Linked DNA regions of Homo sapiens: region 1 is linked to region 2. Evidence: chromatin loops called from intact Hi-C (ENCODE). Cell type or tissue: psoas muscle. All regions are shown on one strand. Links, peaks and the distances in the headings refer to the core of each region. The heading gives the core; the rest is flanking DNA.

Region 1 (9,450 bases), core at 933-8,932, 49 kb before region 2:
ACAGGGAGTGATGGGGACTGTAGCAAACTGGAAAACTTGGGTCTGGTTTAAAGGGATAGCCACTATTCTCATCTAGGTAACTACTACCGGGTTAGAATGTAGACCTAGAATTTTTGGATTTTGCAAGAGAAGCCAGAATTCTAGATATTTTAATGCAATATTCAGAAGTTTCAGTGAATTTATAGAAAATACTTCTAAAATATCACATGTGCTGAACGAAACCCATGCATGGGCCTCATTTAGCCGGTAGGTTTCCATTGGTAGCTCAGAATCCAGCCATATATGAAGCTTTCCTTTCCTGATTCTCCATCGTGTGTCTCCTCCCTTCTTCCTTTGGCAGAAGAAACTCCTTTATATGTCTTGCTGTGTGGCACTTACCTGCTTCGTATATGGGTGATTGCTTTCCTTACCATGTAACCTCCGTGAAAACTGAGATGGATCTTACTCAGTTCTGCCTTAGTCTTCTGGAAATTGAAACAGTGTTTGCATACATTGAGCATGTTTTAGTAGGTACATTTTAAAATGGACTACATAGTAGTAACCTTGTATTATACATGCCTAATAATTAGGAGCCAGCAATGGGGCAGACTAGACATGTTAGGTAATAAAAATGTACATACACTTCCCAATCTTTGCCCCTCCACCAATATTTTGACTTGCTTTTAATGCATCCTTAGCCCTGGGAATGCCCCTTCGCCCTAAGTAGGAATTCTACTACTTAGGGAAATACTTCACACTAATTTTTTCCCAGGTCTGTAATTTTTTCCTAGCTCACTTGGATTCTGGATCTCTCTATAGAGAAACATGTATTTGAAATTTTCATTTTTTCAGACTTACAATTATAAAGAGAGGTTTCTCTGCCTTTCATAGTATAGTTTCTGGTGGGAAAGAAAAGGGTTTAAGAACAATGTTAAATAACAGTATTAAAATGTGTTTCTCATTATATGCTTAGGTTTGGGATGATTTTTCCTGTTAGCTTTAACTATTTAATGTGTTATAGAATACTGAAACTCAGAACTGGAGGTGTTTTGAGGCAAACCAAGTGTGAATCCATTTTATGCTTTTGCTCTGTTTTTCATAAAATGAAAAATGAGCATATAAGGTCAAACTTGAGTGCTTTGTCTTAACATTAAAATTTAGTAAAATCTCATGTCTTATAAACTGCAGAAAAATAGAAGAGTTTTGTGGCAAAGAAAAAAAGCAACAGATGAAGAATGCTATTCTTGCAGGATGAATGATTGAACATAGCCACTGATCCCCATTTTCCATAGCCTGCCAAGACTGAGAAATGAAAATGCCATACAGCCTGCGTGTTTGCTTGGGCTGTGAAATTCCACATGGTTATCCCAAAGCCAAGGGTAACAGCTGAGAGAAACCTGAAAATAATGAAATGTGATTGATTACACTTGGGAAACACAGCAAGCCTTGTTGAAACTAGTATAAAAATAACGTAACATACAACGGCCCCAGAAATAATCACAATGTTGAGCCCAGGTCATGTTGTGTGAAATCACTCAAGTTTTTCTGATTAATTTGATCCAAGGCTGCATTTGCTAGGAAGGTTTGCTCTGTGTGTGTGTGTGTGTGTGCGTACATGTACTTTGAGTACTTATTAGAGATTCAGCAGTTACTGTGGTTGGCAAGCAGAAAGCTAAAGCTTGTAACTGATTTACAGAGGATTTCTTTCTCTTAATTGGCCAGCTGTGGTTCAAATCTCATTTTTGTGAATGTAGAGGCTTTTGTATAAATGTCAAGCACAATGGGTCTTTTGGTTAAGGTCAAATTTTGTGCCTTTTACATTTTATAGCCCTACCCCCATCTTCCAGAGAGCTTTGCAAAGGTTGAATTTTTAACATCCAGTTCTTTATTCTTTTTTCCACCCCCGAGTTGCCTATTTCTGAGCTAGGCTCCTTTGTTTAAAGAGGATTAGATTTCTTTCAATAAACATTTTTTTTTCCAAACATCCTAGTCATGTTCCTTTCATTGTATAAGCAGTGGTTCTTTGCCAGCAATAGACATCACTACTGATTAACTTGAGTGTCTTTGTCTGTTCCTGCTGCTGTAACAAAATACTTCAGACTAGGTAATTTATAAATAATAGAAATTTACTTCTGACAGTTCTGGAGGCTGAAAAGTCCAAAATCAAGTCCCCTGCAGATTTGGTGTCTGTGAGGGCCGTTATCTCTGATGCAAAGACGGCACCTTGTTGCTGTGTCTTTACATGGTGGAAGGAGTGGGAGCGACTGAGAGGGAAAGAGACAGAAGGAGGACCTCACTCAAGCCCTTTTATGAAGGCACTAATCCCGTTTATGAGGGTGGAGCCCCCATGACTTACCACTTTCCCAAAGGACTATTAATACTGCTGACTTGGAGATTGAGCTTCAATATGAATTTTGGAGAGACACAAATATTCCAATCATAGCATTGAGCAAAGAAAGAAATTTACTAAAAGGATACAGAGTGCTCAACAGAATTAAAGGAAAAGCAGAATAGCCATGCGTAAGACAGGAAAGAGGTTTTCTAGTGAAAACAAACATCCTTTCTAGGGTACTAGTGACAGAATAAATAAACTCCAACAGTCCTCTGTTGTTAGTTTATACCATTTGAAGTAACCTCACAGTGGTGGTAGAGATACGAGGTAAGTGGAAATGTGCTGCGTCTTAAACCCTGAGCTCAGACTGGCACACTGCTGTTTTAACTTACATTTATTTGCCGAAGCAAGTCACGTGGCCAAGCTCAACACCGTGGAGCTGGGAAATATTTCTTTCTTCTAGCAGAAGGAAGAGCAAATTCACAGCCAAAGGGCACGGACACAGGAAGGGGTAAATAATAGTGGCCAGTCATTCCATGTATCACAAAGTTATTTACTAAAGAGGATAGGGAGTGGTGATATCAAGAGGGAGGATAGAAGCAAGGCAAGCAAACAAGTTCTTCAGTGGAACACCAGTAGCATTTATAATCTGTCCTGCACATTGGGGGTGCTTGTGAAGTTCCTTGAATAAGATTGTGGGTGTGGAAAGAAGCTCTGGGTGGCTTTGGAAAGCAAAGTTTCTGGTTTGTGCATGTATGTATATGTGGAGAACTGCTTCTCTGGGAAGTGGTCCTGGAGTTACCTTTTCCATCTGTGGGAAAGGGAAGAAAGAGGCTTTCTTCTGACCATCACATCTGATGTTGCAGAAGGCAGAGGTTCAGCATTACATATGCAACCAGCTCTTGTATATGTGCCCATGCTACATAGATGCTCATTTGATGCACCTTTTATCCTTCAAGATTTTTCTTGGCATTCTATTAAACTCTTATTTGAAAAAAGATGTTGGAATTATAAGGAGGTTTACACCATGGACATTTGCATCTTTTTGGATGTTGTGGTTATTTATTACCATGTAACAAATGATCCTAAAACCTAGTGACATAGAACAACCATTTATTATGCTTGTGGATTCTGTGGGTCAAGAACTCAGACAGGGAACAGCAGGGATGGTTTGCTTCTGATCCACAATGTCTGGACCTTAAGATTGAAGACTCAAGAAGTGGGTGTGATGGACAGCTGGGATCTAGGATCGTTTGAAATCACTGTTACTCACATTCTTGGTGGTGGTTAATGGTGGCTGTTGGCTGTGACATCTACACATTCCCTCTCCATGTAGTCTGACCATTTTCTCCACATGGTGGCTGGGTTCTGAGAGTGAGCGTTCCAAGATAGAGAGACAAGTGGAAGTTGTATTGCCTGTTCAAACCTACCCTCTGATACAGTGTCACTTTTATAGCATTCTATTCATTGAGGCAGTTACAAAGGCCCACCTCATTTCAAGGGGGAGAGGAATAGATTTACCTTTTTATGGTAAAGATAATGGAAGAACATTTGGAATCCAAAACATTGATGAAGGTATTTTTGGAAATATAATCTACCTAAGTCAGCTGTCTGGCCACAACAATGCATAGCCGTTCCACATACTCACTCTTCCGTCAAAAACCCTAAAGCCTCATCTGATAACGGCAGCGTCAGTGTCAGGCTTGGGGCCCAGGATGCTATCATAAACTGCAGGATACTTCCCACAGGCCATGCTTACTTTTGTATCTATACCCAGGGACCTCCCACTGAGGTTCATGCATTGATTATTCAGCAGGTAGAGATATATAAAGCCTGGTCCAAACTGAGTGTAGGGGTTTGTCAAAGTTCAACACCAAGTGAATCTGAGATCCAGACTCCCTCAGCGGAGAACTGGAGTGAAAATTTGGCACAGAACAGAAAACTAGCTGGGGGCAGGCCACACATATTAGAGGTTGGTTAGGGAGGCTTTAGGTCATATGGTTTTATTGCTGCCTCTGGGACTTAGGGAACTGCTGAGCATGTAAGAAGAATGATAGTAGAGAGGTCTCCCAAGCAGAGCAATTTTCAGATTATTCTTTGGAAAGAATACCATTGATAGTAATCTAAGGAATGTTTGACAATGCTGTGAACCTCAGAGCTTAGGATGTGGTCTTCCTAGCAACAATACCTCAGAGGCCTTATCATCTACCAGGGACATTTAAGGAGGCAGAGTGCCAGCCCTCCTGCTCAAGAGACCCTTCCCTGTGCCCTTTTCAGTCTTTGAGGCTTTTCCTCTTCTCTCTTTTTGCCTTTAGAATAATCTCTTCAATCAGCTTAGACTTTGGAAAACAAAAGCCAAAGCAGGAAGTGTGTTGCACAGTCTCTTCTTTCCAACCTGCTGCTGCACTCCTCTGACTGCTGGACTTCAGAAAGGGAAAGAGGACAATGCAAGGAAAGACACACATTTTATATATATATATATATATATTTTTTTTTTTTAAATCAAACAAGTGAAGTTATATTTTGACACTTATTCCGTCTGTTTTATAATTAGTTGTATATTTGTACTTCTTACTCGATTGGAAGCCATAATATCATTTTTTTCTATTGCATTTTCCCCAACTTCTTAGCTTGAGAATTTTCACACATATGGAGAAGTTGAAGGAATAGAAAAAAAGATGCAACCCACAAACTTACTACTTTTATTCAAATTGTTAACATGCTGTCACACTCAATTTATGTAGATATAGGTTGCTATTGATGACCTATTTAAATGTGTCCAACATGACATTCTACCCTTAACTACCTCAGCCCACAACTCTCAACTGTAAGGACAAACTATCTCATAACCATCATGCTATGCTAACATCTAAAAAAATCCAGAGTAATTCCTCATGGCCACCTAATACACATTCTGCATTCAGTTTCCCGAGTTGAGAAAAGACTGTATTTTCATTCCTATTTGTATCTTAGTGGAGAATATGGCTTTCTGTTGAACTCAAGAATCCGAGTGCTGCTAAAGACATTAGGAACCATTTTCTCACAGCAAGTAGCCTTCCCTCTTGTACTTGCAGATGTGTTTCTCTAGGCCTTTTTAGCTTTGCTCTTCTTTCCCATCCCCCCAATACTCTGATGCTGTGGAAATGAGATTAAATGGTTTCACTTAGAGATAGGAATTTTAGAAAGATAGGGTTGCATTTTCTTTCTACTGGCACAGCAATCCTGCTCACCTTTCTGAGGGTTCTAGTGAATTTTGCGATCTGGGGATTGGTTATTCAGACAGTGGATTATGCAGAGGTTTTTCCTTCTCTTATTTTCTTGTTTGCTTCTAGGCCATGTTACTGACTGAAATATTTTCATGAATGAAAAAAATCAAAGGAAAGAAAACTCAGTGTTCATTCCTTTTTTTTTAAATAGCAGTTTTGGTCAAAGGGTTGGTAATGATTGAATCTCAGGCTAGATTTAGGTTTGTGGATTATGACTGCATTTTCCCTTGCCAGAATTTTTTTGTTCCCATTTGTGAGGATGGTCAAGAGTTACTCTTAATACATAAAGTACATTAAGGAACTTAAAGAGTTTATATCAGTATCAGAAATTGTTATAAAAACTGTCAATCAGGAAATGTTATCACCACTAATGGGAAAGAAATGGAGTCTGATACAATTCAGAGACAGCCTTTCCATTTGATGTGAACAAAGCTAAACCCAATTCTTAAGTTAGATTTATAATTCATTTCTCTGTTGCTATTTGATTTTCATGACTTTGAACAGAGTGCTTTAAGTACTATATCCAAAATATATTAACATTTTAAAAAACATATATTTATATATTGCTAGGTAGCCTAATGAAAGTGAATATTTTTACTTGGATTATTTGTAAAAGCAAAGCTTTCAATCAAACTGCTACATGATTGAATCGTTGACTCTAGTCTTAAACGCTCAGCATACTTAGACATAAGTTCAACAATAAAAAGGACTAAAGTACCTTGAGATGATCCTAGACTCAGACAATCCATTCCAGAAGAAATACAGTCATTGTTCACATTTATTTAATCAGAAAATGAAAATGAATGCTTAAAATGGGAAGGGAAATGACAGTAGAAAGAAAACATATAGTAACAAACAAGTTTTAAAGCATAAAAAATACCAAGATTTATTTTATTAATGTATATATGCACCAAAGAATGTATGCTTTATCAGATTAATCTGTTTTGTTTTTCTCCAGTGCCCTTTGCAAAACATGAAAAGTGGTATAGTTGGTTGGTAAGATGTCAACTGTGTGTCTTCACCTCTTGAGGGAAAGCCCATGAAGGCAGACATTTTCTGTCTTGTTTATTACTGTATCATCAGTGTCTGGTAGAAGACGGTCTGGCTCATAGCATATGCTCACTAAGCATCTATTGAATAAATGTATGAATTTGATCTTGTCTAGCTAGATCATTTTATAATTTACCAGCTCAATTATTAAAGGAGCCACTGTTAACATTAGTTAAATAATAGTTAAATATTAATTGTTAAATAATAATTAAGTTATATAATAATAAATAATTAAAAGTTATAGTTAAATAATAATAGTTAAATTATTATTATTAAATAATAGCTCAGGTTTTTTTTCTTTGTTGAAAATTTACTTTTTTCTCTATTTAAATGACAATTTAGCAAGTTTTTATTATGTCCATGGTCCATAGTTATAAAATAGAAATCAGGTATTTAAAAACTCAGTCTAAGGTTCCCTTTGAATGAAAATTACTCATTGACATTCCTGACCTTCCAGACTTCCAAGGAAAGAGAGTTGATAGCAAGTGCAAGAGAGACAACATTTCTGCCAAACTTCGTGTTTGGAATTACTTTGAGTTGTAACATTGTCTGTTTCTCCCATGTTGTAAGAAAGGTTAAGAGGTTGAGCACCTCATGAACTATGGGACACTGAGAAATTCTCCACTTTTTCCCTAATTGGATCTTCATAATGGATCTTAATGATTATGTCTATAACAGTTGGTACATCAGGAATACCCCTTGTGCTGTGGTCTTGATTTAAAGTACATTACTGAAAATAGTAAAATCACCTTTGTGTAACTTAAGTTATAAGTCCCCCCTACCAAATGTTTTCATTATTTAAAAAGATCTGTAGGACTTCTGATGTCTCTGAAGGTTAAGGAAATTTGAGTTCAAGGTTACTGAGTGCTATTACCTCTTACCTCTTCTGTGAAAACTCATCATACACTTTTTAATTCACAAGGAAAAGGAAGTCTAGATTGTTTCTCCATGGCTCTGTGCTAGAGACACAAAACAAGGTATGTTAAGCTCTGAAATGATAGTCATAAAAATAAAATATTTCATATGAGTTTTGCTTTGAGTTTCTTACAATAATATGGTTGGTCCTTATTAAAGTTCCATTCTCACTAGGAAGATATTCAGCTTTTTCGACAGGGACTGGTGAGTTCTAGGGAATCCCTAATGATTCTTCGTCTTTGCAGCTTCCTTATTCTTTCATCAATGAGCTATTTTGAACTGCCCATGTTTGAGTTTGACCTTGCAAATGACAGAAATGAACTTAGTAGTTTGCCCAGCCTCTTAATCTCGTGGCTGAGGCCTCGTTTTGAACCTAAATGAATATCAAGTTGCTCCAATTCCAATGATGTATGACTTTGTGAATACCATTGGTCACAGGATCAATGGGGTTGACAGAAAAGCTACAGCTCCTCCAATGTTTATTTTTTACATTAAATTCAAGTAATCCTTTCAAGATGAAAAGTCTCCTCTTATGTTTCCAGAGCCAAGTAAGCTCCGACAGAGAAATCTCATGTCTTGATAATGGCTTCCTTCTTCTCACCCCCAATTATATAATCCTTCTTCTTTCCCTCTTTCACCAAAACAGCATGCACCTTTTCATCAGCTTATTTCAGTCGGTTCTGAGATTCTGAATTATCAAGAGAGCAAAGGATGCCAGATTTATGACACTTACTTTTAAGAGAATCATTCAGATTGCCTCTGAAAGCAGGAGGCCGTAGATGGGCACTGTGGTTTACCTTCTATCTCTGCACAAAGGAAAGTTCCTCTGCGTATGTCTGCCTAGACCCACATTGATCAGATAGGCCACTCACTGTCCAGTCCCATGGGGGACATGCAGGCAATGCCTTGGTTTCATAAAGAAAAGAAAAGCTCAGGTTTTTAATTTTGCTCAGATCCTCAGGCAACGCATGATTCAGACAGATAAGCTTTGAGGATGACAAAGAGGTGCCTGTTCCCCCAAGGATGGAAAGCAGGGACAATAGGAGTCAGAATATAAGCTTCTCTGACTTTCTTATACATCTTTTTGATTTATTTATACAACAAGAATTTATCAAGCTCCTATTCTGTGTCCAGCATGGCTCTGTTCCTTGTCACTTCAGTTAAAGATGTTGAGCTTCCAGAACTTTTATTAGTTTTCCTAGACCTCCCTCCTACTCCCTCCACAAACATCTAGAAAAGTGCTCTGGATTTTCTGTCAGAAGGAGCTGGGTTTGAATTCTGTTTCTGCCACTTGGGAATATCAAGGATGTAGGTGCTATTTTGTTCACCCTCCTTCCTAACAGTATATGACTTCCCTTGGGGGGATTATCTTGTCCATTTTGTGGTCAGTCTTCGTGGGAATACAAGTCTAGGCAAGATAGTACTCCAAACTTCTCTCCCAGGATTTGAATCTTGAGTGAGACCTGATAAAAATGCCCAGGCCCATTTATCCCAGCAGATGTTCGAGTAGTTCCTGGTGCTGGGAGTTTTCCTGGTTCTCGTCTTATTTCCTAGTTCTCTGTGAATTCAGGAAGGTATCAGTATCCTGATAATTGATTTTCGTTTGTGTTTAAATTTGCCAGTGTTGGTTTCTGTGGCCTTCAAGCAAAGAAACCCTGGTTGATACACATTAGGTCCAGTTACTCAACGTCTTTGAGTCTTTGTTTCAGCATTTCTAAAATTAGAGAAATAATGCCTGCCTCATGGAGTGGAATGTGGACCAAATGAGATGGCATAGTAAGGAGCATGGCACAGTGCCCACCCCACAGAAGGTACACAATAAATGGCAGGTAAGTTACCATTGTGATTAACCCTTTCACATTGCTCTGGTTAAAAGCCCTACCTTGGGGTGATCCATTCTGAAACCCT
Region 2 (9,450 bases), core at 620-8,619:
AGAACATTTTGTTTCTGAGTTATTTCAGTTAGGATAATGGCCTCTAGTTTTGCATCCATATTCCTGCAAAAGACATGATTTTATTCTTTTTTATGGCCAAGTATTATTCCATGGTATATATACACCATATTTTCTTTATCCAGTCATCTATTAATGGATACTTAGGTTAATTCTCTATCTCTGCTATTGTGAATAATTCTGTAATAAATATGTGAGTGTAGGTATCTTTTTGGTATAATGATTTCTTTCCCTTTGGGTATATACCCAGTATTGAGATTGCTGGATTGAATGGTAGTTCTGTATTTTGTTCTTTGAGAAATCTTCATACTATTTTCCACTAAGGTTGTACTACTTGACCTTCCCACCAACAGTGTATAAGTGTTCCTTTTTCTCTGCATCCTCTCCAACATCTGTTGATTGTTGACTTTTTAATAGTTGCCATTCTGACTGGTGTAAAATGGTATCTCACTGAGGGTTGATGTGCATTTCTCCGATGATTAGTACTGCTGAGCTTTTTAAAATTGTTGGTTGACTCCTTGTATGTCTTCTTTTGAGAAACTTTTGTTTATTTGCCCACTTTTTAATGTGGTTATTGGTTTTTTCTTGTTGAGATGTTTGAGTTCTTTTTAGACTCTAGGTATTAGCTCTTCATTGGAGGCATAGTTTACACATATGTTTTTCCTCATTGTATAGGTTGTTTCCTCTGTTGTTGTTCCTCTGCAGTGCAGAAGCTTTTTAGTTTAATTAAGTCCTATTTGTCTATTTTTGGTTTTGTTTTGTTTGCTTTTGAGGACTTGGTTATAAATTCATTGCCTAGGCGTCCAGAAGAGATTTTACTAGGTTTTCTTCTAGGATTTTTATAATTTCAGGTCTTACATTTAGGTCTTTAATCCACCTTGAGCTAATTATTGTACATGGTGAGAGGTATGGGTTCTGTTTCATTCTTCTGCATATAATGATCCAATTTTCCTAGCACCCTTAATTGAATAGGATGTCCTTTCACCAGTGTATATTTTTGTCAGCTTTGGGGAAGATCGGTTTGTTGTAGTTATGTGGCTTTGTTTCTGGATTCTATATTCTGTTCCATTGATTTCTGTGTCTATTTTTATACCAGTGTCATGCTGTTTTGGTTACTATAGGCTTATAATAGAATTTGAAGTCAGGTAGTGTGATGCCTCCAGCTTTGTTGTTTTTGCTTAAAATTGCTTTTGCTATTTGGGCTCTTTTTTGGTTTCATATGAATTTAGGATTGCTTTTTCTAAATCTCTTAAAAATGACATTGGTAATTTGGTAGGTATTGCATTGAATCCATAGATCATTTTAGGCAGTATGGTTATTTTAATGATATAGATTCCTCCAATTCATGAGCATTGGATATTTTTCCATTTGTTTATCTCAAGAGATGCCATTATTATTTTCGCCTTATTAGTACAAATGCAGTGTCTTTTGTCGAATTCACCAATGCCCCTCTCCTGCTCCTGGAATAGTGCCTATAACATAGGGGTGTTACCTGACCAATCAGATAGTAAAAAGAGCTCACTAAAATGCTAATTAGGCAAAAACAGGAGGTAAAGAAATAGCCAATCATCTGTTGCCTGAGAGCACAGCGGAAGGGACAATGATCGGGATATAAACCCAGGCATTCACGCCAGCAATGGCTACCCTCTTTGGGTCCCCTCTCTTTGTATGGGAGCTCCGTTTTCACTCTATTTCACTGTATTAAATCTTGCAACTGCAAAAAAAACCACAAAAATATAGGGTGTTAAATAAATATTTGTTGAATAATTTGTAAAACCAATAATGATGTAGGAAAAGTTGAACTAAGTTTTCTCCCCACTTCTTGTGATGATAAAATACCTTGTTGTAGACATGTTTTAACTGAGAACAACTAATTGGATGAAATATTGAAAAAATAATCGTTGGAAGTTAAAAAAAAACAGATAAAGACCAAGTCAGTTCTCTCTAAGTGAAGTCATAAAGAGAGAAAATTCTGAATTAAAGAGAAGGATGGGGACAGGAGCTCAAGATAGATGTCTTCTTTCCCCCTTAACACAGACACCTTTCAAAGCAGTAGCAGAGAGCCTGGGAAGCTAGGAACAGCTTTCAGAGATTGTATAGGGCTGAAGCACAAATATGGGAGCTCACTGCTCACCAAGATGAAGAGGTCCTGCAAACATGTTGCGGATATTGAGGTTCTGCAGACCAAAGTCAAATTCCCATTCCACTACTTTCTAGCTGGGCATGTTAGTCCATATTCATTTTGGTTGCTAACAAACATTAATATGAATATAATATTGTTATTTTATTATATTATTGCTAATAATGTTAATAAAATAATAATGTTAATGAAATGTTATATTGTATTATATATTGAAATAAATATTTGTTATTAATATTTATAATTATGTGTATTTGTTAACATTAACAATTAATATATAATTAATGCTACCATTAATATTAATTGTATAATAACTAATATTAATTAATATTAATAATATAATAACTAATATTAATTAATTTTAATATAATAACTAATATTAATTAATATTAATATTTGTTAACCAAAATAACACAATATTAGTATTAAGAAATATTATTTGGTTATTAACAATAAACTTACATTGAAGCATCATCAGCATACATTTTGAATTAACACAAAGTGATTACACATATGTATCCACCACCAAGATCAAGAAACAAAATTCCAGAAACCTTTTCACGCCCACTTTTCCCAAAGTAATCATTATTCTGACTTCTTATGTTATAAACACATTTGTTTGCTTTTTAGCTTTATATAAACATCTGGCCTTTTAAATCTATTTCATATCTGAGAGATTCACCTAAATTGTGATATGTGGCCATATTTTGTTCATTTTCTGTTGCTGTTTATAATACTACTTTATGGCCCAACATAAGGGTAAGTCTGGTAAATTTTTCACATGCACTTGAAAAGAGTGGATATCCTGCAAGTGTTGGGTGCAGAATTCTATGTATGTCAGTTAGATACAGTTTGTTGATCCTGTTGCTCATCGCCTCTCTTATCTTTCTAATTTTGTGGTATTTTTCTGTCATTACTGATAATTGTATGCTAAAATCTCCCATTATGAGTTGGAAGGAAACTTAGAAACCATGTAGTTTACTTTTTAAATTTTACAGATTATAAACTGAGAAGAAAGCAGATGGACTGAATGTTGATTAAATAAATAGCATGTGTCAGGCAATGACTGAGGTTCTTTACACACATTGTATAATTAAATCCTCACAAGGATGCTGTGAGGTAGGTAAATTTCTCAAAATTTTACAGGTGAGAAAACTGAGACACAATGAAGTTAAGTGACTTGCTCAGATCTCTCTGGATGCTAAGCTGTACCATGTTATATACCCTAGGGTTCGCTACCTTGCCTATGTGTTGGATTCATTGGTAGTCATTCACAGGCATTTATTCAGGGTCCTTTTGTGCTGTGCAATGTGTCAGGAGCTAGGGCATGAATACAGAAAAGCCATGGCAAACTCACAGGTAAATCAACGTGAATGAACAGTTACAAGTTAAACCCAAGGGAAAGTTTCTCATGTTCTACCCATGAGTTTGTATTTTACCTGGAAGGCATTGGGGCAACCTTAAATCATTTTTACCAAGGGACAGAGACTGAGCATTAATTCCAGCAAAAGCTGCTGGCAGCACGAACTGTGGTCATGGCAGTAAGAATTGAGATCAGGGTATAGACTCAAGAGGAATGTAGAAAGCAGACCTGGGAGTGGATAGAACAGTGCTTTTTTTCACTTGTACAGCCCACAGTCACCAGTGTTGACATGCCCTCTAGAAGAGCATTTCTTAGCACTGGAAAATCAGTTCAGAGAGTAAAGCAACTTCTAGTGGAACATTTGTAGAATTTCATTATTTCGAATTTCTTAGGGCCATTCTTGTCCGAGGTGAGAAGAAGCGCTTTTCTGAGGTTGAACAGAGACTCAAGAAACCTAGCAAGTGTATCTGAGAGTAAATTTGGACACAAATAATGATGTTGTGAGGGTGGACACTTCTCATCCCTGATTACACCCTTTTCCACCAAAATTCCAAATAGTTTGAGAAGCCTGCTTGATGCTCCAAATGTAGCTGCTGATTCCTGTCTAGTAAGTGCATGACCACCCATGGTTTTTTTTCCCTCTTCTTGATCAGCATGTGGTCAAATCAAGGGTAGAGAGATATGCAGATGTTCCTGTGTTATTAGGAACAGAGCATTTCTCAATAGAGCTCATAGATCAGAAAGTTGCCTGTGAGTTCCCCTTTATCTTACCTGCAATAGGACTGGGCTTCAAACCTCTCCTGGCTTCAGTGATAATTTCCTTTGGGAATCTCCTTTGTCTACCTAGCAACCTGCACACATTCAGCTCATACCCGGCAATACTTACCTGGTCTGATTCTGTAATCTGGTTTTCCAGTTGGTCTTTAAGGGCCTTTTCTTGTTTTAAATTTTATTTTCTTTTAACTCCTCCAAATAGGGATCTTTCTAAAATATTTTATGATAGATAGATAGATAGATAGATAGATAGATAGATAGATAGATATAGATGGGTAGCTCTGTTTCCTGGCTTTGCAGTTATGTCTTGAGAATGACAGTGAATCTCTAACTTCTGGACTGATGCCCTGTTGAATCCTAACAGGGCCATTCTTAATATCCCATTCTGAATAGTGCCTGGGTTTTTTATAGCTGTGGCCATATCCGTTTTCTAGATAATTGTTCTTACTGAAACACTGAAACCTATCTTAGTAAATTTGAGGGTCAGTGGTAGCAAAGAGTAGCAGGTCACCTTTTAGAAGAAAGGATACATTTCTGGAGGCATTACTTGCCTAGATTTGCAGTAAATTATATCTCCTTGTTTAATAATCCTGCTATAATTTCTCTTTCATATTTTCAGAATTGTCTCTAATTTCTGCTTCAATTTTGGAATATTTGGTATTCAGAGTCCCAAAATTGCAAGTCTCTCAGTAAGATGTGTATCAAGAACTTTAAAAATCCATAAGCAAACTTTACTTGCCCTCCTTACTCTATCTAACCCCCAAATGTAGTAAAAGAAGTAATCTACTTTCAATGACTGAAAGAATTGTTCCCTCAGTGAGGAGATATTTTACCTTTAAAAGTCTGATTTAGCTAATCCAAAAAATCCACTGCAAGTGGATTAACTTCTTCCTCTGTCTAGTCCTGCTTCCTTCCTTTCCCTTCCACAGATGGTGATCCCCAAAGCATTCCATAATTAACATCCTGCATGCCAATCTTTGTTTTAGAGGTTATTTTCCAAAGAACCCAACCAGATGCAATCACCTAGAATCCCCTTTTGTATTTGCAGATTGTTTTTATGAGCAGTCTAGGGTGAGATATAAGGATGGGCCAGGCCAGTTTAAAGCTTAAATAACAAAGGAAAACCTTAAGGTATAGAGGTCTTTCATGTCTTCATATGACCTACAGTGCTGAACATGTACAAAAGGATTGTCTACACAGGCAAACTCGAGTATGAGAAGCCCTAGGGACATGGAAACCAAGGTCCTAACCTTTCCTAGATTAGAACACAAGTAACTCACAATAAATAAGAACTGAATCTCAGAGAGATAGCCAGCTGGTTCTTCATGCTAAGGTGATGAATAGAAATTGGTCCAGAGAGTGAACTGAGGTCTATACTGAGGAATCCATTAGAAGAAGGGAAGCACAAATGAACAAATCAGTGGTATAGGGGCTACTTCTGAATGCTGGAGTCTACTGGGGCAAGAACTGATATTTAAATGAGTCAAAACAGGAGACATTCCACGTGTTCCTTGAAACCTGGGGATGGGTGATAGATAGTGACAAAAAAGAATGAGTTCATTAGCACCTTGGATTTCTATAGGCTGAAGAATTTTTTCTGAAGCTTGCTGCTGAAGATCAGACAGATACAGCTGACATCCTGACATCCCTAGGAAGATCACTGTCTGGCTAAAACAGAGGCAGTATGATCATTGCCTCTTCTTTTCTTGCCTACAATGCATGACTCTCTAAACTTAAAGACATATAGGTGGAACCTACCATGTTATTTTGACCCATAACTCTCTATAGTATTTATAACAGTGTTTTATGAAATGGAGTTTCCTGGGATGAACATGGTATATATATACATATATATTTTTTTCAGAGCTGAATAAAGAGCCCTGGACATTGAACTTGGTGCATTAGACTTGCAAATCACCATTGGGAATTATGTGTTCAGGTCCTGCTCTTGTGTCCATAACACCTTTTCCCCCTTTAAATTTAGCTTGTTTATTTCCATAGATATGTACAAACGTATTCATAATTAATTTAGAATAGACCAAATGTCTAAAAGCGATAACATTGGGGACTAGGATAATAATTTGAAACAGTGGTACTCAACCTCTTCAGTGCATAACAGATATCAAATATTAGGATGTTTTGCTTTGTTCAAATTCAAAATGACACTAGCTGAAACAGATATGATTGTAACACAATCACATCTACAACAGCACAACAATGTCTTGCAGCATCTATAAAAACATTCACACTTCATTTTGTCCTCCTTCAGCGTCAGGCTGTTGTTAAATAGTATTACTTGCTGCCCTGATGTTAGACTTTTCTAATATACTTAAAACACAATGTCCTCATGTTCCGGGAGACTCACAGTCTTTCCGTTTGGTAGTCTCCATGCCTCTGCCCCTTGCCTCAACATTATAGCAATCATGCGTATGCCCAGAAAAAATAAAAATAAGATTTCACTTGTTGATCAAAACAGCGCTGGTGAAATGTGCTAGTGAAAAACTCTTACTGAAGTATTATATGCAGCATTCTCATTGACTCTATTTAATTCTGTGGGGGAAAACTACAATTGACTATAAATTCTTATTCTGAACTGCTTATCATACATTCTCCCGTTGTCCTAATTAATATTATCTTGTTCATTTTCGCAGATGGAAGAAAGGGAATGAAAAAAGAAAATGAGTTCCTGAGCTATTTTTTAAAAACATATATCATTTTGCATTTTATAGGTTATAACCTATGTATAATGCTAGCATATCATTTAATGCTAACATATCATTTAAAAACCCCACACACAAGGCAGTATACACATGACCAGCTATTTGTTTTTTGTTTTGTTTTGTTTTCAAATAAATATTATATCCTGTTATGAGGTCCATTTTAATCATGCAGCACTACCTTATTTTCTTAAAATAAAACAACCACATACTATTGCTTTCTAGTGAAGTATTGCGATTTATTTAATCAGACCCCAAATGGTAAAAGCCTGGTTGTTTCTACATTCTTGCCACTGCAAACAACACTGCAAAGAATGTTTGCATATTAATTTGCTGACTACATGCTACCTATAAATGTAATAAGTGATTTTCTTTAAACCCTGTAAAATTATCCTGGCTCTTTAACACAACATCATAGTAAGTGAGGAGAAACTGGAATGGTCAGTGTATTAGTCTGTTTTCATGCTGCTGATAAAGACATACCCAAGACTGGGCAATTTACAAAAGGAAGAGATTTAATTGGACTTGGAGTTCCATGTGGCTGGGGAAGCCTCACAATCATGGTGGAAGGCAAGGAGGAGCAGGTCACATCTTACGTGGATGGTGCCAGCCAAAGAGAGAGTGAGAGCCAAGCAAAAGGGGTTTCTCCCCATAAAACTATCAGACCTTGTGAGACCCATTCACTACCACAAGAACAGTATGGGGGAAACCACCTCCTTGATTCAACTATCTCCCACCAGGTCCCTCCCACAACAATGGGAATTGTGGGAGATACAACTCAAGATGAGATCTGGGTGGGGACATAGCCAAACCATATCAGTAAGCATTAACCCCTCATTCCCATCCGTATTGTTGTAACCTGTACCTCTCATATTTATTTTCCATCTATACCTCACTACTTGCAATTTTCCTTAACATGCCATGCTGTTTCACAGCTCCCTGTTTGCTTCCAGGAGTGCTTTTCTGCATTGAAAACCTAACAAATTTCTACTCATCTTTTAAAATCTATTCACACATTGTTACTCCTGCAGAAACGTATTCCCTCCACTACCAGAGTTAATTATCCCCTTTCTTGCAGTGCCCTCTACCTTGTACACACTCCCTCACTGCCCAAATAGCCCTTGATTATAATTATGTATATACATGTTTGCCTTTCTTATTGGACTCTGAGATCCTGACAGATTGGGACTATAACTTACTTGTCTTTTTATCTTTAATGCTAAGTAGACTCATTCTTTTTAGTTATTATCTATCTCTGTTCTTGACACAGTAGATCTTTGTCTAATGTTTGTTAAATGACAAGTGAAAACATTCTAAGTGAACTTGGCTGAATTTAAAGAAGAAAAGCATTTGGGGCCTGTAGTCAATTGTTAGTCATAGATTTGAGGAGATGATGGGGAGTTCTTGTGTTAGAAAGGTCCCTTGGCATGGTGATGGTCTCAGCCTTTTTTCCTGCTTACTCTCTGTGAGTTTTTGGCATTTTCTTTTCTCTGATATTCTTTAGCTTGTTGGCATTGTGACTTTGAATGTTTTGTTAGGCAATTTCCAAATTTACAAGTTTCAAGGAAGCATAATAAAGTTGATAGAAGGGACAGCACTGACACCAAAGTAAAAAATCTTGGGTAAGAAAGAATGAGTGACCAAAAAACGCTTAATAGACCTAAAATATTTATTGGTAATGATGTTTCAAAAGGAATATATGTCTATGTGAGCATATTCAAGGGAATTCCTTATTCTAAGTATGTTGCATTGCCATTAACTCTATTCCAGCCAGGATAAATGATTCCTGCACTTAAAGTGTACATCAAAGACTCATTTTAGCTTTTAGTATAATTACCCTCTATACTTTCAGTATTCTCAAACAATATTCTGAATGACTAATTTTTTAAAACTATAGATTACAGGAAAATAAACCCTCAATTTTTTTAAAAAAAGTATCTACTTTAAAATGTTTTGCTTGATTTTTTAATAGTTTCTACTATGCAAAGAATCAACTTCAAGTTAAATGGCTTGTCTGGTAATTAAATGGAAATTTCTCTCAATATAAATACTCTAAAACCAAACTTGTAGTTATTGCTGTAGTGAGAAGCAAGAGCTTTTAAACCCATATATTAGATAAAATATATTAGTGTCTCAATATCTTAGATTAAAACTGAAACTCTCTACTCATTAAACAATAAATCTCCCTTTTACCTTCCCCCAACCTCTGGTAACCATTATTCTACTAACATCAGCTCTGTGATTTTGATTACTCTAAATATCTTGTAAGTGGAATAATACAGTGTTTGTCTTTTTGTGACTGGCTTATTTCACTTAATATAATGTTCTCAAGGTTCACCTGTGGTATAAATGTATGTGAGAATTTCTTTCTTAAGGCTGAATGATATTCAATTGTATGTATATACCACATTTCACTTATCCCTTCATCTGTTGATGGG

What was found. A loop is a pair of places that touch in the nucleus more often than their neighbours do. Peaks named below come from ENCODE experiments on the same cell type or tissue, not always from the same donor. Only the 100,000 strongest peaks of a DNase experiment are listed, where the experiment ranks them.
Region 1: it touches region 2 in a loop (2.1-fold over the local background); 6 of 110 quality-filtered maps call a loop at or near these places.

What each region holds. Positions count from the first base shown.
Region 1 is chr3:26,057,653-26,067,102 of GRCh38, forward strand. LOC105377001 (a long non-coding RNA gene) reads left to right here and starts at 7,186. Exons shown (of 3, transcript XR_940662.2): 1 at 7,186-7,604; 2 at 9,252-9,371. In psoas muscle, for the core only: no CTCF peak of the experiment used is centred there; no DNase peak of the experiment used is centred there.
Region 2 is chr3:26,106,960-26,116,409 of GRCh38, forward strand. No RefSeq gene overlaps it. Among named protein-coding and RNA genes, the nearest start is that of LINC00692, 240 kb to the left of the region's middle. In psoas muscle, for the core only: no CTCF peak of the experiment used is centred there; no DNase peak of the experiment used is centred there.